Linked DNA regions of Homo sapiens: region 1 is linked to region 2. Evidence: read pairs that join two places in POLR2A ChIA-PET (ENCODE). Cell type or tissue: Panc1. All regions are shown on one strand. Each heading gives the region's core, and the rest is flanking DNA. Links, peaks and the distances in the headings are about the cores only.

Evidence for each region. Peaks named below come from ENCODE experiments on the same cell type or tissue, not always from the same donor. Only the 100,000 strongest peaks of a DNase experiment are listed, where the experiment ranks them.
Region 1: POLR2A ChIA-PET joins it to region 2 with 12 read pairs; 4 of 35 experiments call an interaction of 5 or more read pairs at or near these places.

Annotation. Positions count from the first base shown.
Region 1 is chr16:9,070,551-9,082,621 of GRCh38, reverse strand. No RefSeq gene overlaps it. Among named protein-coding and RNA genes, the nearest start is that of HAPSTR1, 15 kb to the left of the region's middle. RefSeq lists enhancers at 5,374-5,463, 9,650-9,699, 9,720-9,779. In Panc1, for the core only: no CTCF peak of the experiment used is centred there; no DNase peak of the experiment used is centred there; H3K27ac peaks cover 5,233 bases.
Region 2 is chr16:8,984,798-8,996,868 of GRCh38, reverse strand. No RefSeq gene overlaps it. Among named protein-coding and RNA genes, the nearest start is that of USP7, 27 kb to the right of the region's middle. RefSeq lists an enhancer at 4,583-4,877. In Panc1, for the core only: no CTCF peak of the experiment used is centred there; no DNase peak of the experiment used is centred there.

The sequences.
Region 1 (12,071 bases), core at 1,541-9,540, 86 kb before region 2:
AATGCATCACCAGTGCTGAGGGTGAGAAACCATGATCCATACGCATTATCTCATTTTTCTTCACACCTGCCTAGTGGCACAGTTACTGTCAATTGTCACCATTTGTAGGTGAGGAGACTGAGGCTTAGAGGGGGTAGATAACTCATGCAAAACCCCACAGCTGGGCCGGGCACGGTGGCTCACGCCTGTAATCCCAACATTTTGGGAGGCCGAGGCAAGTGGATCACCTGAGGTCAGGAGTTCAAGACCAGCCTGGCCAACATGGTGAAACCCCGGCTCTACTAAAAAATACAAAAATTAGCCGGGCATGGTGATGCACACCTATAGTCCCAGCTACTTGGGAGGCTGAGGCAGGAGAATCACTTGAACCCGGGAGACAGAGGTTGCGGTGAGCCGAGGTCACGCCACTGCACTCCTGCCTGGACGACAAAGTGAGACTCTGTCTCAAAAAAAAAAAAAAAAATTGGGGTCTCTGGGCCCTATTCAGAGCTCTGGAACAGAATCATCTCCAGGTATGAGGCTCTGGGGTTGTATTTCTGAAAGACCTCTGGTTTGTTGGCTGCCTACCAAGTGCAGTACCCATGTGATAAACACATCATGGGGTTGTTAAGGCTGGTTTCAGACGTGCCCGAATCAAGTCTGACTTTTTTTCTCTAGCCTAGACCATGCTTTTGATTATTTTATTTTATTTTATATTATTTGTTTTGTTTTGTTTTGTTTATGAGACAGAGTCTTGCTCTGTCACCCAGGCTGGAGTACAGTAGCAGCAATCTTGGCTCACTGAAACCTTCGCCTCCTGGGTTAAGCAGTCCTGTCGCCTCAGCCTCCCAAGTAGCTGGGATTACAAGCATGCGCCACCATGCCTGGCTACATTTTTTTTGTATTTTTAGTAGAGACAGTGTTTCACCATGTTGGCCAGGCCGGTCTCAAACTCCCGACCTCAAGTTACCCGCCCTCCTTGGCCTCCCAAAGTGCTGGGATTACAGGCGGGAGCCACCGCGCCTGGCCCTTGATTATTTTAATTACAAATGAGAAACTTCAAGAAACTCAGAGACAGAAACCAGCCAGGAAGTATCTCCATTTATTTCCTCTCAGATAATATTTAGTAATTGTCTTAGTCCATTTTGTATTGCTATAAAAAAATACCTCAGACTTGGCAATGTGTAAAGAAAAACAGTTATTTAGCTCATGGTCCTACAAGCTGAGAAGGCCAAGGGCATGGCCCTGACCTCTGGGGAGGGCTTCTGTGCTGTGTCACAACATGGCAGAGAAAGTCAAAAGGGAAGTGGACATATGTGAAGAGAGGAAAACCTAAGAGGCTTCCTGGCTTTATAACAAACCACTCTCAGAGGGACTAATCCAGTCCCACGGAAATCAATTCAGTTCTCACTACTGCAGAAACAGCACCAAGCCATTCATGAGGGATCTGACTCAATAACCCAACATCTCTTATTTGGCTCCACCTCCCAACACTGCCACATTGAGGATCAAATATCTTTTCTTTTTTTTTTCTTTTTGAGACGGAGCCTCACTCTGTCGCCCAGGCTGGAGTGCAGTGGCACAATCCTGGCTCACTGCAACCTCTGCCTCCCAGGTTCAAGCAATTCTCCCTGCCTTAGCCTCCTAACTGGGATTATAGGCACCCATCACCATGCCCAGCTAATATTTGTATTTTTAGTAGAGATGGGGTTTCTCCATGTTGGCCAGGTTGGTCTCGAACTCCTAAACTTCCAGTGATCCACCATCCTCGGCCTTCCAAAGTGCTGGGATTACAGCCTTAAGCCACTGCACCCGGGCCAGGATCTACCTTTTGAAGGTAGGAATGTCATAGAATTGGGTAACCTGGCTAGGCATGGTGGCTCACACCTGTAATCCCAGCACTTTGAGAGGCCAAGGCAGGTGGATTACCTGAGGTCAGGAGTTCGAGACCAGCCTGACCAACATGGTAAAACCCCGTCTCTACTAAAAATACAAAATTAGCCAGGCATGGTGGCGCATGCCTGTAATCCCAGCTACTCGGTTGGCTTTCGCAGGAGGTTTGCTTGAACCCGGGAGGCGGAAGTTGCAATGAGCCGGGAGATTTTTAGTAGAGACGGGGTTTCTCCATGTTGGTCAGGCTGGTCTCCAACTCCTGACCTCAGGTGATCTGCCCGCCTCGGCCTCCCAAAGTGCTGGGATTACAGGCATGAGCTACCGAGCCCATCCTAGGGCCCCTTTTTGAATATCTCCCCTAGGGCAGAAATGGCAAGCTCATAATTGAATCCAGTCACAACTCACTTCATTTGTTCTTCTGATCGTACTTGTTTCTTTCTAAAGTCTTGTTTTATTTATTTTTATGACTTTTTAATGTTTTATTTATTTATTTATTTATTTATTTAATTTTTTTGAGACAGAGTCCCGCTGTGTTGCTCAGGCTGGAGTGCAGTGGCACGATCTCAGCTCACTGCAACCTCCGCCTCCCGGGTTCAAGCGATTCTCCTGCCTCAGCCTCCCGAGTGGCTGGGATTGCAGGCACACACCACCATGGCCGGCTAATTTTTTTGTACTTTTAATAGAGATGGGTTTTCGCCATGTTGGCTAGGCTGGTCTCGAGCTCCTGACCTCAGGTACTCTGCCCTGGGATTACAGGCATGAGCCACTGTGCCTGGCCCGACGTTTTTTTATTTTATAGAGGTGGTGCTGCACTGTGTTGCCCAAGCCTGGTCTCCAACTCCTAGGTTCAAGCAATCCTCCGACCTTGGCCTCCCAAAGTGCTGGGATTACAGGTGTGAGCCACCATGCCGGGCCCTAAACTCTTCTTTTGAATAAAAGCGCAGATAGCAAACAAAATTAAATTTTAAATAAAGAGCTTTTTTTTAACAGAAATCAAAAGGCTTATATGTTCTCCTCCCCTTGTTATGAAATGCACCTTACCTTGGGCAAGCAAATTCTACCTGTCTTAAAAAAGCAATAGCAAATACTGCCAGTCTCTTCTCTATGAAACAGAAAAACTTTTACCCGGAAGTGCTAAGTAGGCCAGACGTGATGGCTCATGCCTATAATCCCACTGCTTTGGGAGGCCAAGGTGGGAGGATCACTTGAGCCCAAGAGTTAAAGACCAGCCTGGGCAACATGGTGAGACCCCCGCCTCTATAAAAAAAATGTTAAAAATTTTTTTTAATTTAGTTTTTTTCTTTAAATTTTTAACCTAATGGAGAATAGTAGATTTTCCTAATGGAGGAAATACTAGATTTTCCTAAGGGTGTCTCAACAGTGAGCATGTAATGGGATAATGTATGCATAATGGAGTCCACTAGCTCCCTTCCTAATATCCATTCCCCCATTATTCTTTGCTAGCAGAGTCTGAATTTTATTCAAGTGAGCAATGTGCCCATCTTAAGGACTACACTTCCCAGCCTCCCTTGCAGCTAAGGGAGGATGATGAAATAATAAGAGGAAGTCATTGGGTGGGGTTTCCAGGAAAGCTATTTAAAGGGAAATGACTTAGCTTGCCTCTGGCTCTTGCTACTTCCTTCTTCCCGCTGCCGGGAACACAAGCAAAACGTTGAGGGCTGCAGCAGCCATCTTTGACCATGAAGTAACCTTAAGAAAGGAAGCCATGTGCTAAGAATGGTGGAGAAGAAAGGAGGAAGTGCGTGATGAATTTGTCAACATCCCTGGACTACCTAATTCCAGACTTTTTTAAGTAGAGAAAAATAAACCTCTAGTTTATATAAGCAACTGTGGTCATGTCTCTGTACGAACTAAACACAATTTATTCATCCTTATAATATGTAAAGCTTGAGAACTAAATTCTGATTTTTTTTTTATCTTGCCCAAATTCCTATCTAAGGGGTCTGGGGAGTCATGCCCTACAAACCGTAAATTCTCATCAGATGGGTTTTATTTAACCCTATATATGTCTTGACTTACTTTTCAGCCTGACTCTGGCATAACATGAGGATGCAAGGAAGAAAATCAAAATATTTTACCCCCAAAACATGTTTCTTTGTAACATTTTGAAATGGCCCTGCAACCAGTCCTTTGTTGAGGGAAAATTCACATCTGTAAAGAATCCCTATTAACATAGCTAGACGTTTTCCTTCCAGGCCCCTCCAATTCTGAATAGAGTAAGTGAGAGTCTAGCACCTTTTAAAGTTTCTGAAAAGGAAACGTGTGTCATCTATTGTTTCTAAGGGCAGCTGCTATGAGACTTGAAAAGAACCTTGGTCTCCACGATCTGTTTTTATTTTATTTTATTTTATTTTTTCCTTTGAGGTGGAGTCTTACTTTGTTGCCCAGGCTGGAGTGCAGTGGCTCGATCTCGGCTCACTGCAACCTCCGCCTCCCGGGTTCAAGCGATTCTCCCTCCTCAGTCTTCCAAGTAGCTGGGAGTACAGGCGCACACAACCATGCCTGGCTAATTTTTGTATTTTTAGTAGAGATGGGGTTTCACCATGTTGGCCAGACTGGTCTCAAACTCTTGACCTCAGGTTATCTGCCTGCCGCAGCCTCCCAAAGTGCTGGGATTACAGGCGTGAGCCACCGTGCCCAGCCCACAATCTTTTATCTTAAGCTGAACATTTCCTTTCTATTGATACCAAGTCCTTAGACAAAAACTCAACCAGTTGTCAACCAGAAAATGTTTAAATTTACCTATAGCCTGAAAGCCCCTCCCCCCCCAACTTCAAATTGTCCCACCTTTCTGGAACAACTCAATGTATTCCTTAAATGTATTTGATGGATGTTTCATTCCTCCCTAAAATATATAAAACCAAGCTGCAGCCCAACCACCTTGGGCACATGTTCTCATGACCTCCTAAGGGCTGTTATGGGTCATGGTCACTCATATTTGGCTCAGATAAATCTCTTTAAGTATTTTACGTAGTTTAACTCTATTAACCGACAAGCTCTTGGCAATTTGCAGATTTCTCAATACATGTGATGTTTTGTAGTTTGAGATCTGCGGTTGTTCCTCATTTTTACTTTCATCTTGCTTTTACCCACTGTGTTTATGCACCTTTTCTCCATTACAGCCTCGTGTCCCTTCTGAAGCTGGTCCTCAGCCTAGAACAGTAGCTGCAAGTTGCTGCCGGTTATCAGATAGTACTCAGGATAAGAATGTGATCGCTCATCCTGACTCTGCTATCTGAGGGCTGAATCACAGGCAATTAAATGCATTTTCAGAAAGACTGCCTGTGGCCTTGCCCGACTTGTGGCCACTCTGTGGGTGGTTCTCTGAGCCTGGATTGGAGGCAGACCCTGGGCTGGAGATGTGCTTCATTCAGCACGATGACAGTGCCATGGAGGAAGGTGCCACCTATAGACTGTGTCTCAGGTCTCTTGCTTCTGATGACTAAACAGTTCCCCAATTTTCCTGAAACTGTGTTCTAAAAGTGGCATGGCTCTGAAAACAAAAAGACTCAGATTCATGGGCCAACCCAGGTATCACATGAGGACCAGCTTCTTGACGAGCCAAGACATCTATATGATAGAGCTACACTCTCTGACCACAACCGGTGTACAAAAATAGCAGTAACACAGGCTCTCGTATTCAAATACAGACTTTGGTTCTGGAGGTCTGGGAGTCTGCATTAATTAATTAATTAATTTAATTTATTTGTTTATTTTTGAGACAGGGTCTCACTGTGTCACCCAGGCTGTAGTGCAGTGGAGCAATCATAGCTCACTGCAGCCTTGAACCCCTGGGGTCAAGCAATCCTCCTGCCTTAGCCTCCAGAGTCCTAGGATGACAGACTTGCGCCACCATACCCAGCTAATTTTTTGTTTTAATTTTCTGTAGATGTGGGGTCTCCCTATGTTACCCAGGCTGGACTCAAACTTCCACCTCAAGCCATCCTCCTGTCTTGGCCTCCCAAAGTGCTGGGATTACAGGCATGAGTCACCTTGCCCAACTCAATGGTTTCCTTTTTTTTCTTTCTTATTTTTCACTTTGTTTCTTTCTTTTTTAAGAGAGGGTCTCACCCAGGTTGGTGTGCAGTGGCATGATCTCAGCTCACTGCAGCCTCGACCTCCCGTGCTCATGTGATCTTCCCACTTCAGCCTCCTGCATAGCTGGGACCACAGGAATGCAAACAATGCCTGGTTCATTTCTTATTTTCTGTAAAGATGAGGTCTTGCTATGTTGCCAGGTTGTTCTCAAACTCCTACACTCAGGCTATCTGCCCACCTGGGTCTCCCGAAGTGCTGGGTTTACAGTCGTGGGCCACCACACCCGGCGGTGGTTTCCACTATGTATCTAATCCCACTGCTCTCCATTCGAATTTTAGCAGTTTTCCTTCCAGTCTTTTATTATTTTATTTTTTGAGACGAAGTTTTGCTGTGTCACCCAGGCTGGAGTGCAGTGGCATGATCTCAGCTCACTGCAACCTCCGCCTCCCGGGTTCAAGCGATTCTCCTGCCTCAGCTGGGATTACAGGTGTGTGCCACGACACCCAGCTAATTTTTGTATTTTATTAGAGACAGGGTTTCTCCACGTTGGCCAGACTGATCTCGAACTCCTACCTCAGGCGATATGCCTGCCTTGGCCTCCCAACGTGCTGGGATTACAGGCTTGAGCCACTGCCCCAGCCACCTTTCAGTCTTTTATATTGACAGAAGTATTTCCACTGTTGTGCTAGCACCAGCTCCCATGGGCTTGGATAGGCAGCTGTGCATGTCTCTATTCTGCTCCTCCTTCAGTGACATCACAAGGTAGCTTGAAATCAGCCATGGTGGGAGTATTTACACCATAGAAATTGGCAAATGCTACTCTATAAATCAGGGATTTTCTTTGCACAGTCAGTTGTTAAACATTTACCAGCACTTCACTGATTTTATTATCATCAGGTTTACCCTGTCATTCCACTCTCCCCTATTTCACTTCTCCGACTATTTCATTTTCCCCTACAGTATACCAGGACCTTCACCCTAGTGAAGGAAGACAGACGATACATAAGTAAACGTGGAAACAAACAAGATCATTGTAAGTAGTGATATAAAGTAGGGAGAAAATTAAAACAGGTGATATGTTGAATAGACTCCTCTTACCGTTTTATCCCCCACATCATGTCATAAACATTTCCCTAAGTTCTAAAAATGTCTTAGCTGGGTGCAGAGGCTTGTTTCTGTAATCCCAACACTTCAGGGGGCCAAGGTGAGAGGATCGCTTGAGCCTAGGAATTCAAGACCAGCCTGGGCAACATAGCAAGATCCCACCTCTGTAAATAAACAAACAAATAGATAAATAAATAGAAATGTTAAAAAGTTTTAAGGCACATTCTTCTCAATGACTACATAATAGTTATTCCTTGTAAGAATGTTCTACTTTATTTAAGCAGTCCCCTGGAGTTCAGAGTTGCCCAACCTCAGCACTATGGCTATTTTGGACCAAAATAATTATTTGTTGTTGAGGGCTGGGCTAAGCGCTTTAAGCTGTTTAGCAACATCCCCGGCTTCTACCCACTAGAGGCTGGTAATACCCACCCCACGCAGCTTCTTGCAGTAATGACAACCAAAAATGTCTTCTGGGGCGACAAAATCACGCCAGTTGAAGATCACTACTATAATTGGACATTTACCACTTTTTTTGTTGCTGTTGTTTGTTTTTTGTTTTTGTTTTGAGACAGGGTCTCATTCTGTTGTCCATGCTGGAGTGCAGTGGTGCCATTTCGGCTTACTGCAACCTTCGCCTCCCAGGCTCAAGCGATCCTCCAGCCTCAGCCTTCTGTGTAGCTGGGACTGTGGGCGCTCGCCACCACGCCCAGCCGATTTTAGCATTTTTTTGTAGAGATGGGGTCTCACTATGTCACCCAGGCTGGTCTCAAACTCCTGGGCTCAAGTGTTTCGCCTGCCTTGGCCTCCAAAAGTGCTAGGATTACAGACATGAGCCATGGCACCCAGCCCACTTACCACTTTATTACTTCTTCTTAGTATTATTTTTGAGATGGAGCCTCACTCTGTCACCAAGGTTGGAGTGCAATGGTGTGGTCTCAGCTCACTGCAACCTCTGCCTCCCCAGTTCAAGCGATTCTCCTGCCTCAGCCTCCTGAGTAGCTGGGACTACAGGTGCGTGCCACCACACCTGGCTAATTTTTGTATTTTTAGTAGAGACGGGGTTTCACTATGTTGGCCAGGCTGGTCTCGAACTCCTGACCTCATGATCCACCCACCTTAGCCACCCATAGTGCTGGGATTACAGGCGTGAGCCACCATGCCCGGCCTCATTTACCACTTTAAACTGGCAAAAATAGGCCAGGCATGGTGACTCATGCCTGTAATCCCAGCACTTTGGGAGGCTGGGGCAGGAGGATTGCTTGAGACCAGGAGTTCAAGACCAGTCTGAGTGACACAGTGAGACCCCCCATCTCTACAGAAAATTTTAAAAATTAGCCAGGCGTAGTGGCTCACACCTGTAGTCCCAGTTACTTGACAGGCTGAGGCAGGAGAGTCGCTTGAGTCCAGGAGTTCTAGCTGCAGTGAGCTATGATGGCGACAATGCACTCCAGCCTGGGCAATAGAGTGAGACCACATCTCTTTAAAAAATAAACAAATAAACTGGGCTGGGCACATTGGCTCAGGCCTGTAATCCCCATCTCTACTAAAAATACAAAAATTAGCAGGGCGTGGTGGCGCGTGTCTGTAATCCCAGCTACCCAGGAGGCTGAGACAGGAGAATTGCTGGAACCCGGGAGGCAGAGGCTGCAGTGAGCCAAGATCTCACCACTGCACTCCAGCCTGGGTGACAACAGCGAGACTCTGTCTCGAAAAAATAAAAAATAAACTGGCAAAAATAAGGTTCTGATAGGAAACCTTGTTTTGTATGGGAAATGAGGGTCTCAGAATGTGGCCCCAGGACCAGCAGCTTCAGCGCCATCTGAGATCTTGTTAGAAATAAAAATACTCAGGGCCAGATATGGTGGCTCATGGCTGTAATCCCAGTACTTTGGGAAGCCAAGGCGCGCGGATCATCTGAGGTCAGGGGTTTAAGACCAGGCTCGCCAACATGGTGAAACCGTCTCTACTAAAAATACAAAATTTAGCAGGGCGTGGTGGCGGGCGCCTGTAATCCCAGCTACTCCGGAGCCTGAGGCAGGAGAATCACTTGAACCCCGAGGGCAGAGGTTGCAGTGGGCCAAGATCGCGCCACTGCACTCCAGCCTGGGTGACAGACCAAGACTCTGTCTCAAAAAAAAAAAAAAAAGAAAAAAGAAAAAACAAGAAAATACTCAGGACTTCTCCAGTTACCTGGAATCAGAATCTCCAGGGTTGGGACCCGGCAATCTCGTAACACATCCTCCAGGGGATTCTGATGCAGGCTCCCATTTGATAACCACTACATGAGGGGGCTTAGAAGTCGGTTTCAGAAATGAAAATCATGTTTGAGGTTGGTTAGGTCCTGCAATACCTGGTTGTGGTTGCATCATAATGACGTTTTCCCCTCTGGCTGATTCATGGCAGATCTAGATGATTAGTGCAAATTAGCTGTGTTCAGGTGTGCTTTTGACTTAAGTACCACCTTTCAGCTCAGGATTACCAAACACCACTTATTTTTATCCAGGGAGGTTCTAAGAGGCTCTGGGGCCAGCGAGAAAGTTAAGAATAGAAAGCAAATGGACCGTCTGACTGGGCTCTAACCACCACGTTGTGATTCACCACGGCATGTAAACCTTGGTTCTTTAAATAAAGAACATTTGGGTCTTTTCAGAAACTGAAAACCACAGACTACAAAGCTAAGCCAAAATGTACTGCTCATAGCTATATCTCATGCTTGTTGCCATCTTGTGAAATGTGCTATCATGAATTCAGCTGAGAATATGAACTGTTTTCCTTGTTGGGGCTCATGCTACCCCAAAATATGGTACCTTGGCATTTGAAAAAAACAGCAGAAGCAGGAAGATCCCTCTCATCTTCCCTTTGCCTTCTCCCTTCAAGCAAAAAAGCCATAAAACACAAAAAGGATTCTCTGATCTTCCTTTAGAACAGATCGTAAGACCTGTCAGAGGTACACACCCTGTACCTGGAGGAAAGAAACATCCTTGTGTCTGAAGACACAGGGAAAAGCCTAAACAAAAAGGCCTTGCCAACTTCCAGCCAGTTTATTCCCATTAGGTCATAGCCCCGGTGTCCAGTTATCCTTCTCCATGGCTGTCCACTCTTCATCAAACCTAAGCATAAAATAGACAGGTTTCTGACCAGGTGCGGTGGCTAATGGCTATAATCCTAGCACTTTGGGAAGGCAAGCTGGGTAGATCTCTTGAGTCAAGAGCTGGAGACCAGCCTGGCCAACATGGTGAAACTTCATCTCTACAAAAAGTACAAAAATTGGCTAGGCATGGTGGCTCATGCCTGTAATCCTGGCACTTTGGGAGGCCGAGGCAGGCAGATCACTTGAGGTCAGGACTTCGAGACTACCCTGGACAACATGGCAAAATCCTGTCTCTACTAAAAACACAAAAATTAGCCAGGCATGGTTGCATGCACATGTAATCCTAGCTACTAGGGAGGCTGAGGCAGAAGAATTGCTTGAACCCAGGAGATGGAGGTTGCAGTGAGCCGAGATCTTGCCATTGCACTCCAGCCTGGGCGACAGAGTGAGATTCTGTCTCAGAAAAAAAAAAAAGGACAAAAATTAGCCAGGCGTGATGGCGCACACTTGGGGTCCCAGCTACTTGGGAGGCTGAGGTGAGAGGATTGCTTGAGCCCGGGAGGCGGAGGTTGCAGTCAGCGGAGATTGCACCGTTGCACTCCAGCCTGGGGAAGAAAACGAGACTGTCAAAAAAAAACAAAACACACACACACACACACACACACACACACACACATACACACGCAGGTTTTCCTGTTTCTAGATCTTCATTTCTGAAGGTTCTCATGTCACATTAAACTTATATTAAATGCGTGTGTTAATCTGTCTTTCATTGTGGGGACTCAGCCATGGACCTAGCAATGGGTGAGGAAAGATCTTTCCTTCCCTACATCTCCCGTGGTTCCTAAATGGGGTTTGTCGAAACAAAAGGAACACTGGTCTAGTGGTTCTCCATTGTGGCATCACTGTCCCATTCAAGCTGACGTTTGTAAACAGAGAGTGGGTGTTGGGTTGTCATCGTGATGTGATCTCTGGCATCCAGTGGGTGGCTGCCAGCATTGCTCGCCATCTTATAGGGTGCAGGTGATAATGTAAAATGGTACAATCACTTTCAAAAATAATTTGAGATGGCCGGGTGCGGTGGCTCATGCCTGGAATCCTAGCACTTCGGGAGGCAGAGGCAGGCAGATCATCTGAGGTCAGGAGTTCAAGACTAGCCTGGCCAACATGGTGAAACCCCATCTCTACTAAAACTGAACGTTTATGTCAGCCCTATGCATAATCACCAAAAACTGGAAATGACCCGAATGTCCAGATGAACAGATAAACAGGCTGTGATACATTCACACAGTGGACAATTTACTCCTCATCCATCAAAAGGAATAAACTATGAGTACACAATACAACATAGATGAGGCTGGGTGCGGTGGCTCACACCTGTAATCCCAGCACTTTGGGAGGCCAAGGCGAGTGGATCACCTGAGGTTAGGAGTTCGAGACCAGCCTGGCCAACATGGTGAAATCCTGTCTCTACTAAAAATACAAAAATTAGCCACGTGTGGCGGTGTGCACCTGTAATCCCAGCTACTCAGGAGGCTGAGGCAGGAGAATCGCTTGAACCCGAGAGGCAGAAGTTACAGAGAGCTGAGACTGTGTCACTACACTGCAGCCTGGGCCATAGGGCGCACAGAGGGAGACTCCATCTAAAAAAAAAAAAAAAAAAAAAAAAAAATATATATATATATATATATATATATATATATATATACATACACGGAGAGAGAGAGAGAGAGAGAGATGAAACTCAAAATAATTATGCTGGGTGAAAAAAGCCAGACACAAAAGAATACATGCATTATAATTCATTCCCTTCACATAAAATTATAGAAAATGCAAACTAATCAGTCTATAGCCACAGGAAAAAAACAGATCAAACCATTTGCCTGGGGATGTGTGGAAGGGCCAGGGGGAAGTGAAGGAGGGATTCGATTCCATTTGAATTCCC
Region 2 (12,071 bases), core at 1,650-9,649:
AGTAGGAGCTGAATTGAGTGCACGGAGCTGCTAAATTGGTTACTAAAAGAGAGAACAGAGAGTACCGGTGAGATTAATTTTTTTTGATACAGTTAACACAGAAACAGTATAAATATTCTTAACCATTTGCCAGCTATCAGGAGCCTTGTAGACAGAGGCTAATGCAGTCAGGACACAATGCTTTAGCTTAATCTGACATAATGTTCAGAAGAAAGTAATAACTGAAAACAAATGAAGTGACTGATTCTGGGGTGCAAACAGAGGTGCCTTCACGGGAGAGTCATGAAGCTTGAGCTTTGGGATCCTAAATTGTCCCTTCCTAAATCCTAGAAGGGATCCTAGCAATTTTTGTTGTTTTTTGTTGTTTTGTTTTGTTTTGTTTTGAGATGGAGTCTCGCTCTGTCGCCCAGGCTGGAGTGCAATGGCTTGACCTCGACTCACTGCAACCTCCATCTCCCAGGTTCAAGCGATTCCTGTGCCTCAGCCTCCAGAGTAGCTGGGACTACAGGCGTGCACCACCACACCTGGCTAATTTTTGTATTTTTAGTAGAGACCAGGTTTCACGATGTTCACCATGGCTGGTCTCAAACTCCTGACCTCAAGTGATCCCCTCGCCTCAGCCTCTCGAAGTGCTGGGATTACAGGCTTGAGCCGCTGTGCCTGGCCAATCCTAGAGAAAATTCTGATTGGTCCAGCCTGAGTCACATGCCTGTCTATTGAGCCAATCCAGTGGCCAGGGGGAGGAGTCAGTCTGACCAGCCTTAGGCATACGGAGAGATGAGAAGAGACAGGACCACCTGAAGTTCTCCCAGAGAAACGTAGAGAAAAGGAGATGAAAATGCACATTGTGGCAGGGAGCGGTGACTCACGCCTGTAATCCCAGCACTTTGGGAGGCTGAGGCAGGCGGATCACTTGAGGTCAGGAGTTCGAGACCAGCCTGGCCAACATAGTGAAACCCCATCTCTACTAAAAATACAAAATAGTCAGCCAGGCATGGTGGCGAGTGCCTGTAGTCCCAGCTACTCGGGAGGCTGAGGCATGAGAACTGCTTGAACCTAGGAGGCCGACGTTGCAGTGAGCCAAGATAGCGCCACTGCACTCCAGCCTGGTTGACCGAGCAAGACTCTGTCTCAAAAAAAGAAAGAAAGAAAATGCACATTCAACTACACAGTCCCTTAAGCCAAAGGACCGCAGCCACCTCTTCCAAGCACGTCGTGTTATCACTGAGGGTACTGTGACCTAGCAGGCGACATTTAGATTTACACAAGGTTGCCAGGTGCGGTGGCTCACGCCTGTAATCCCAGCACTTTGGGAGGCCGAGGCGGGCGGATCACGAGGTCAGGAGATCGAGACCATCCTGGCTAACACGGTGAAACCCCATCTCTACTAAAAATACAAAAAAATTAGCCAGGCATGGTGGCGGGTGCCTGTAGTCCCAGCTACTTAAGAGGCTGAGGCAGGAGAATGGTGTGAACCCAGGAGGCGGAGCTTGCAGTGAGCCAAGATCGCGCCACTGCACTCCAGCCTGGGGACAGAGCGAGACTCCGTCTCAAAAAAAAAAAAAAAAAAAAAAAAAAAAGATGTACACAAGGTTATGCTATGTTTGCAGAGTAGATCAATCCATATTATGAAATCATGGATCTGGCCGGGCTGGGTGGCTCGCACCTGTAATCCCAGCACTTTGGGAGGCTGACTGGCCAACATGGCAAAACCCTGTCTCTACTAAAAAATACAAAAATTAGCTGGGTAGGGTGGCGGGTGCCGGTAATCCCAGCTACTCAGGAGGCTGAGGCAGGAGAATCGCTTGAACCTGGGAAAGGGAAGTTGCAGTGAACCAAGACAGTGCCACTGCACTCCAGCCTGGGCGACAGAGTGAGGCCCTGTCTCAAACAAACAAACAAACAAATCATGGATCTGATATAAAATAATCCTACTCCTGGTGTTTTACAGAGCAGGGAGAAATCACCACATTCACCGTGAAAATGACATGGACTCACTGTCCTGGGCCTTGTGACCCAGAGAAATGGAAAAGACCTGTAGTCAAACTGTCTAGCAGGACGCTTTTAGGGTTCATGGAAAGGATTTCTTTTAATATACCCATGGAGCATTCTCCTTGTGGAAGCTACTCTCACTGATGCCAGAGCTGCTTCCTAGAATAGCTACAGTTCAGGGGGGTGGAAGTGGGTATATTCTCATCCATCAACCACAAAGAGTCAAACATCATTTTTCATCACTACCTCCAGGGACACCCAGCATCACCACCACCAACTCTTCCTTGGTAAACTGGGTATAATCCCAATCTCACCTCTCCGGGGTGTTTGGCAAGTCTCTCCCTGTCAATACAGGAGAATGATAGCTGTAACCAAATGCTTCCTCTGTTGTTAGGCATCTGCTGAGCCAGGAATGCAGCTATCTTAAGCAAAAGGGAGGGTTTGCTATAAGGATCAGTATCCTTATAGCATCTTGCAAAACCTAAAGGCCCCAGGAGGGCCCAGAAATGGAAGCCATCAGAAACACTGGCCAGGGGTCGGGCACAGTGGCTCACGTCTATAATCCCGGCACTTTCGGAGGCCGAGATGGGTGGATCACCTGAGCTCAGGAGTTCGAGATCAGCCTGGGCAACATGTTGAAACCCCGTCTCTACTAAAAATACAAAAATTAGCTGGTCGTGGTGGCACATGCCTGTGGTCCCAACTACTTGGGAGGCTGAGGCAGAAGGATCACTTGAGCCTGGGAGCAGAGATCACGCCACTGCACTCCAGCCTCAGCAACAGGATGAGATCCTGTCTCAAAAACAGAAAGAAAGAAAGGCCAGGCGCGGTGGCTCATGCCTGTAATCTCAGCACTTTGGGAGGCCAAGGCAGGCAGATCACTTGAGGTCAGGAGTTCGAGACCAGCCTGATCAGCATAGAGAAACCCTGTCTCTACTAAAAATACAAAATTAGCCAGATGTGGTAGCACATGCCTGTAATCACAGCTACTCAGAAGGCTGAGGCAGGAGAATCGCTTGAACCTGGGAGGCGATGGTTGCGGTGAGCTGAGATTGCACCATTGCACTCCAGCCCGGACAACAAGGGCAAAACTCCATCTCAAAAAAGAAAAAAAAAGAAAAGAAAAAAGAAAAGAAAAAGAAAAAAGAAACGCTGGCCAGGGTGAGTGTGGTGGCTGTGGCCTGTAATCCAAAACTTTGGGAGGCTGAGGCAGGCAGATCTCTTAAGGTCAGGAGTTTGAGACCAGCCTGGTCAACACGGTGAAACCCTGTCTCTACTAAAAACACAAAAATTAGCTGGGCTCGATGGTACTCACCTGTAATCCCAGCTACTCGGGAGGCTGAGGCAGATGAATCTCTTGAACCCAGGAGGCAGAGGTTGCAGTGAGCCAAGATCCCGCCACTGCATTCCAGCCTGGGCAACAGAGCCAGACTCCATCTCAAAAAATATATATATAAATAAAAAATAAAATCAGCTTGGATCAGGTGCAGTGGCTCACACCTGTTATCCCAGCACTTTGGGAGGCCAAGGCAGGAAGATCACATGAGGCCAGAAGTTTGAGACCAGCCTGGCCAACATGGTGAAACCACATCTTTGCTAAAAAGACAAAAATTAGCTGGGCGTGCTGGTGGGCGCCTGTAATCCCAGCTACTCTGGAGGCTGAGGCAGCAGAATCGCTTGAACCCAGGAGGCAGAGGTTGCAGTAAGCCAAGACTGCACCACTGCACTCCAGCCTGGGTGACAGAACAAGACCTTGTCTTTAAAAAGAAAATAAAAATCAAAAATAGCTGATTAGCAATCTTAATTTCTGCTTGACGTGAGGTAACATATGCACAGGTTCTGGGGATTAGGGTGTGGACATGTTTGGGGAGCCATGATTCTGCCCATCACAGCAGCCCTCTGAGGAAATGAGTAACTGGAGCAGCCGCACATCAGGTCTCATTTTGCATCTTACATAGAATCCGGCTCTGCTGGCCGCTGCGAGCCAGGGGCTACCCTGGGACGCAGAGTGCATGTGGTTGTCACAAACTGCAAGAGACAAAAATAAGCACGGTCTCTCAGAGGCATCCCTGACCTCTGCAGAGGAGACAGGGACCACCAGGTACCAAACCTGCTATCTGCTTTATCTTCCCACTGTGTTGATTTGCATAGGGATAGGGGAATAATCATCAATGTTTATAGCAATAAAATAAGAAGCAATGTTTATAGCATAAGTGGTGCCCTGCTTAAAATAAGCCTATTGTTTTGGGGGGGGTGATTTTTTTTTTTTATTGTTGTTGTTGTTTTGTTTTTTTGGGATGGAGTTTCGCTCTTGTTGCCCAGGCTGGAGTGCACTGGTGCAATCTCGGCTCACCGCAACCTCCACCTCCCAGGTTCAAGCAATTCTCCTGCCTCAGCCTCCCAAGTAGCTGGGACTACAGGTGCGCGCCACCATGCCTGGTTAATTTTTGTATTTTTAGTAGAAATGTGGTTTCATCATGTTGGCCAGGATGGTCTCCATCTTTTGACTTCGTGATCCACCCACCTCAGCCTCCCAAAGTGCTGGGATTACAGGCGTGACCCACCACGCCTGGCTGTTTTTCTCTTTTTCCTTTTTTTTTTTTTTTTTTTTTTTTTTTTTTTCAGACAGAGTCTTGCTCTGTCACTCAGCCTGGAGTGCAGTGGTGCCATCATGACTCACTGCAAACTCCACCTCCTGGGCTCAGAGATCCTCCCACCTAAGCCTCCTGTAGTTGGAACTATAGGCATGCGCCACCATGCCTGGTTGGACTTCCTGTTCTTTGTGCTCATGGGAACCTGCCATATGCTTATGGTGTCTAGTCGATGAAGGCAGCACAGCCTGGAGGTTAAACAGTCAGCCTTGAGTTCAAATCCCAGCTCTCCCACTTACCAGCTGGGATTGGCTGTTTCCTCTGAGAAATGGAGATGATTATTATAAAAATACTGTCTCCTGGGAGTGTTGTGAGGGTAAAAATGCAACTGCGATGCAAATGTCATGCAAATTTGCCTAGTAGGTCCTAAATAAATATTTGCTCTTGCTTTTACTATGATCTCAATAGGAGTGATTAGAAATTAAGAGCTCAGACATTTTCCAGACCCAGGTGATTCTATCAGCTGTTACAAAGGTGTGTGAAGAGAGAAAAGATATTCACGCCCAGTTTAGCCATCCCCATGTAAAATTAAAATACCTTTCTAAAAGCTGGACATGGCTGGAACCCAGGAGTTCAAGTCCAGTCTGGGCAATGTAGGGAGACCCTGTCTCTAGAAAAAATAAATTATGGGGCCGGGCGCGGTGGCTAATGCCTGTAATCCCAGCACTTTGGGAGGCCGAGGCAGGCGGATCACGAGGTCAGGAGATCAAGACTATCCTGGCTAACAGGTGAAACCCCGTCTCTACTAAAAACACACAAAAAAATTGGCCGGGCATGGTGGCAGGCACCTGTAGTCCCAGCTACTTGAGAGGCTGAGGCAGGAGAATGGCATGAACCCGGGAGGTGGAGCTTGCAGTGAGCTGAGATCATGCCACTGCACTCCAGCCTGGGTGACAGAGTGAGACTCCGTCTCAAAAAATTAATTAATTAATTAATAAAATACCATACAGGCTGGGCGTGGTGGCTTACGCCTGTAATCCCAGCAGTTTGGGAGGCTGAGGCAGGTTGATCACTTGAGGTCAGGAATTTGAGACCAGCCTGGCCAACATAGTGAAACCCTGTCTCTACTAAAAATACAAAAATTAGCCAAGCATGGTGGTGTGTGCCTGTAGTCCCAGCTACTTGGGAGGCTGAGGCAGGAGAATCGCTTGAACCCCAGAGGAGAAGGTTGCAGTGAGCCGAGATCACACCACTGCACTCCTGCCTGGGCAACAGAGCGAGACTGCGTCTAAAAATAATAATAATAGTAATAAAATACCATATTGCATTCCTAGGGTTTCTCAAAGGGTAGTCCAAGAATCACCTTTATTTTTCATCTTTATTTTTTTTGAGAGTGGGTCTCACTTTGTCGTCCAGGCTGGAGTGCAGCGTCGTGATCTTGGCTCACAGCAGCCTCGACCTCCTGGGCTCCAAGTGATCCTCGTTCCTCAGCTCCCCAGTTAGCCAGGACTACAAGCATGTGCCACCACACTCCGTTAATTTTTGTAGTTTTTTTGTGAGCTCAGGCGATCTGCCTGCCTTGGCCTCCCCTGGCCTCCCAATGCTGGGATTACAGGCGGAAGCCACTGTGCCCAGCCCATAAGAACCACCCTTCTGAGGCTGGGAGGGGAGCTGGTGAATACCGCAGAGGTAGGAGGACCGAGGAATCTGCATTTTAAAAACTCCCCAGGGATTCTTGGATTCTTATTCTTACTAAATATAAAAATAATTCTCTCTTTGTAAAGAATCTCAGCAGGAAAACGGAAATGACTGTCTATGTTTGGGTTTTGTTTGTTTTTGAGACAGGGTCTTGCTCTGTCCCCCAGGCTGGAGCGCAGTGGCACAATCATGGCTCACTGCAGTCCCGACCTCCCGGGCTCAAGTGATCCTCTCACCTCAGCACCCCAAGTAGCTGGGGCTATCAGTGTGTGCTACCACGCTGAGATATATAGATAGACAGACAGACAGACAGACAGACAGTTAGATAGATAGATTTTAATTTTAGTAGAGACGAGGTCTCACTATGTTGCCTAGGCTGGTCTGGAATTCTTTTTTTTTTTTTTTGAGACGGAGTTTTCCTCTTGTCACCGAAGCTGGAGTGCAATGGCGTGATCTCGGCTCATTGCAACCTCCACCTCCCAGATTCAAGTGATTCTCCTGCCTTAGCCTCCTAAGTAGCTGGGATTACAGGTATGCATCTCCATGCCCAGCAAATTTTTGTATTTTTTTTAGTAGACACGGGGTTTCACCATGTTGGTGAAGCTGGTCTCAAACTCCTCACCTCAGGTGATCTGTCCGCTTTGACCTCCCAAAGTGCTGGGATTACAGGGATGTGCCACCGCGTCCGGCCTGGTCTGGAACTCCTGAGCTCAAGTGATCCTTCCACCTCAGCCTCCCAAAGTACTGGGATTACAGGTGTGAGCCACTGTGCCCACCAGGTCTCTGCTTGGGATGTCCTGAGCATCTGGGTGTGGCAGCCAGAGGGATGGAGCCTCTTCCTTTCCACTGGCGGTTCTTTTCCCTCTGACGGCAGACGGACTGAGAGGAAGCTGAGTGCTGGGCCTGAATCAGCTCCCATCCTGCCCATGTCAGGACTGAAAGAGTGTTTTGTGGTTTCCGTGAGGGCAGCAGAGCCGGTCACAGGTCACAGCTGGTCACAACTCCTGGGGAAAAAGCCACTCGGAAGCTCATGACCTGCTTCCCGCCCAACAAGCGACAGCCAGGCTAGAAGAGGCCATACATGAAAGAGAAGGGGCCGAGGGGCCAGGAGGATGCCTTCTGGGAATCCGCCCTGTTTCACTGCAAGCAGCAGGTTTGTGCCACCTACAGGTGGCACCCGGGTTGAGTAAACCACCCCCTGCCCCCAGCCCCCAGTTATTCCTTGGGAAACTTTAATTTCTAACCCTGTCCTGCTTCTGGGAAAACACCAACTGCTCTGGTTTTGTCTGAGGTTGGCACTGCATGGAGGTTAAGAGTGTGGACTTTGGGCTGGGCGCGGTGGCACACGCCTGTAATCCCAGCACTTTGGAAGGCCGAGGTGGGAGAATTGCTTGAGCCCAGGAGTTCAAGACCAGCCTGGGGCAACATAGTGAGACCTTGCATCCAAAAAAAAAAAAAAGGCGGGAGGAATCTGGCTTGAGCCCAGGACTTTAACACTAGTCTGGGCAACAATGTGAGACCTCGTCTCAACAAAACAATAAAATGAAAATTAGGCAGGCATGGCTGTGCACGCCTGCAGCCCCAGCTTCTCAGGAGACTGAGGTGGGAGCATCACTTGAGCCCAGGAGGGTCAAGGCTGCAGTGAGCTATGATTGCACCACTGCACTCCAGCCTGGACAAAAGAGCGAGACTGTCTCCAAGAAAAAAAAAAAAAAAAGAACGTGGACTCTGGAGCCGGGCTGAATCCCCAGCTCTGCTGTGTGATATTAGGCAGGTTACTGAACCCCTCTGTTATCCTAGTTACTTCATCTGTAAAATGGGGATCACATAACCTGTGCCTCATTGAATTGGGATGAGGACTGAATGAATTTACAATTGTCCAGGAGCCCAGGGCACTCACTGCTTGCGTGGGCAAGTGTGAAATAAGTGTTTATTGGCATCATTGTCACACTACTAATAATAATTAGCACTGTTTTTGGCCGGGTGCGGTGGTTCACGCCTGTAATCCCAGCACTTTGGGAGGCCGAGGCGGGTGGATCATGAGGTCAGGAGATCGAGACCATCCTGGCAAACACGGTGAAATCCGGCCTCTACTAAAAATACAAAAAAATTAGCCGGTGCAGTGGTGGGCGCCTGTAGTCCCAGCTACTCGGGAGGCTGAGGCAGGAGAATGGCATGAACCCGGGAGGTGGAGCTTGCAGTGAGCCGAGATTGTGCCACTGCACTCCAGCCTGGGAGACAGAGCGAGACTCTGTCTCAAAATAAAAATAATAATAATAATAACAATAACAATTAGCACTGTTTTCAAAGCGTTTCTCCCATCCCTAAGCCTGGGCTGAAAACTTTAGGCCTATAATGTCACCGAATTGCACACCTGAAAATGGTGAAAATGAAGCTGGGCACGGGCCTGTGGTCCCAGCTACCCAGGAGGCTGAGGTAGAAGGACTGCTTGAGCCCAGGAGTTCAAGGTTGCAGTAAGCCATGATCCCACCACTGCAGTTCAGCATGGGTGACACAACGAGATCCTGTCTCTAAAAAACAAAGAAAAGAAAATGGTGAAAATGGTAAATTTTTTGTTACATATATTTTAACACAATTTTAAAAATTCAGTAGGCAATCGGGCACGGTGGCTCACACCTGTAATCCCAGCACTTTGGGAGGCCAAGAGGGGCGGATCACTAGAGGTCAGGACTTCAAGACCAGCCTGGCCAACATGGTGAAACCCCGTCTCTACTAAAAATACAAAAATTAGCTGGGTATGGTGGTGCACGCCTGTAATCCCAGCTATTCAGGAGGCTGAGGCAGGAGAATTGCTTGAACCCCGGGAGGTGGAAGTTGCAGTAAGCTGAGATCGAATCATTGCACTTCAGCGTGTATGACAAGAGCAAAACTCTCTCTCTCAAAAACAAAAAACAAAAAACCAATAAAGCAGGAGCTACTGTGATCACTCCGTGTTACAAAAGACAAACAGTGAAGTTCAAAGAGACCACATGCCTCACCCAGGCTGGGCCCTGGGAGTGGCTAAGCCTGGACTTTATCCCAGTGTGCCTAACCGTGTCGTGAATGCAGAGACCTTTGTGCATTTATCCTTTTGTTCTCTCATTGAACAAACCTTGACTGGGCACAGTGGCTCAAGCCTGTAATCCCAGCACTTTGGGAAGCCAAGGCAGGCAGATTGCGTGAGTCCAGGAGTTTGAGACCAGCCTGAGCAACATGGCAAAACCCCGTCTCTACCAAAAAATACAAAAGTTAGTCGGGCATGCTGGTGCATGCCTGTAGTCCCAGCTAGTTGGGAGGCTCAGGTGGGAGGACTGCATGAGCCTGGGAGGTCAAGGCTGCAGTGAGCTGTGGTTGCACCACTGCTCTCCAGCCTGGGCAACAGAGCAAGACCCTGTCTCAAAAACATAAAAAAACCAAGTTGCCTCCCTACTAAGTGGCAGGCCCTGTATGAGATGCTGAGGGTTCTGCAGACGACAAGAGAGTCGATTATTAAACACTTGCCCAAATAAACGTGTATTGACAACAGGAACAAGTACTGAGGAGGAAGGTGCCCAAGGGAGATGCTGATGAGGAGTTGAACTAGTCCGGGAGTGCATGAAGGGAAGTAGGAAGCAAAGAATTTTCTGGGCAGAGGGAGCCACTTTTGCAAAGGCCCTGTGGCCTATGTGGCTGGTGAGGAGGGGCTGGGAGAGGTGGAAGTAGCCGAGGATGCAGAGAAGTGCAGAGGCCAGACTACCCCCTGGAAAGCTTCACCTCTGTCCCAAGAGTAATGGGGACCCTTGAGGGTTAGAAGCCAGGCTGGGTGTAGTGGCTCACGCCTGTAATCCCAGCCAAAGCCAGCAGATCACTTGAGGTCAGGAATATCAAGACCAGCCTGGCCAACATGGTGAAACCCCATCTCTACTGAAAATATAAAAAATTAGCTGGGTGTGGTGGTGGGTGACTGTAATCCCAGCTACTGGGGAAGATGAGGCAGGAGAATCGCTTGAACCCAGAGGGTGGAGGTTGCAGTGAGCTGAGATCGCACCACTGCACTCCAGCCTGGGGGACAGAGCAAGACTCTGTCTCAATAAAAAAAAAAGAAAGAAAGAAAAGAAGAAGAAGGAGGAAGAAGAACAAAGAACCCAGGGAGCCAGAGAATAACACAATCTAATTCACCACCCCCAGGAAAGATCAACCGCCTCTCCCTGGCCCCAGGCTTGGCATCCCATCAGCAGCAATGAGAAGTCCCAGCAGTCACCCACTCCTGATGAGACTCCTCCTGCCACACCCTCCCCACGCCCCTCCCTGCCTGGACACCACCCTGACCTCCCGAAGCCAGGGCTCTCCTGGCTCCTCGCTCTCCTCTGCTTTCTCCCTGACCCCAGTCCACTGAGACTCCTGTGACCCTGTATATTTCATGTCTCGCCTAGTCTCTCTCCCTGAACTGGAATAAAAGCTCTTTAGGGTCAAAGACATCTCGCTCCACAGTGCCCACAATACCCAGGACAGGGCCTGGCATCTCATAGGCACTCAATAAAAAGGCACTGAACTGTTCAGTGGAGTCCTAACAGCCCCTGCAAATGGGAAGGGAGCAAGAGTAGCCATGGGAGGTAGAACAGGTATCAACCGCAGGAGACAGAGTCTCACTACGTTGCCTGAATTTTTGTTCATTTCTTTGCAGCCCTGTGTCCAAGCACCATTGCCCCCTGCACAACCATCCCAGACAGAAATGGGATGCAGGGGAGGCAACGGTGCTTGGACACAGGGCTGCAAAGAAACCAGGAGGCGGAGGTTGCAGTGAGCCAAGATCCCACCACTGAAATCCAGCCTGGGTAACAAAACTCTGTCTCAAAAAAAAAAAAAAAAAAATGGCCGGGTGCGGTGGCTCACGCCTGTAATCCCAGCACTTTGGGAGGCTGAGGTGTGCGAATCACGAGGTCAGGAGATCGAGACCATCCTGGCTAACACAGTGAAACCCCATCTCTACTAAAAATACAAAAAATTGGCCGGGTGCGGTGGCTCACGCCTGTAATCCCAGCACTTTGGGAGGCTGAGGCGGGTGGATCACGAGGTCAGGAGATCGAGACCATCCTGGCTAACATGGTGAAACCCCGTCTCTACTAAAAATACAAAAAATTAGCCGGGCGTGGTGGTGGGCGCCTGTAGTCCCAGCTACTTGGGAGGCTGAGGCAGGAGAATGGCATGAACCCGGGAGGCAGAGCTAGCAGTGAGCCGAGATCGCACCACTGCACTCCAGCCTGGGCAACAGAGAGAGACTCCGTCTCAAAAACAAAACAAAAACAAACAAACAAAAATACAAAAAATTAGCCGGGCATGGTGGCGGCCGCCTGTAGTCCCAGCTACTTGGGAGGCTGAGGCAGGAGAATGGCGTGAACCCGGGAGGCGGAGCTTGCAGTGAGCCGAGACCGCACCACTGCACTCCAGCCTGGGCGACAGAGCGAGACTCCCTCTCAAAAAAAAAAAAAAAAAAATGACTGGGCGCGGTGGCTTACATCTGTAATCCCAGCACTTTGGGAGGCTGAGGCGGGAGGATCACCTGAGGTCAGGAGTTCAAGACCAGCCTGGCCAACCCCATGTCTACTAGAAATACAAAATTAGCTGGGCGTGATGTCGCATGCATGTAATCCCAGCTACTCGGGAAGCTGAGGCAGGAGAATCGCTTGAACCCGGGAAGCGGAGGTTGTGGTGAGCCGAGATCGCGCCATTGCACTCCAGTAGCTTGAGCAACAAGAGCAAAACTCTGTCTCAAAAAAGTAAATAAATAAAATAGGACATGGTCCAGAAATG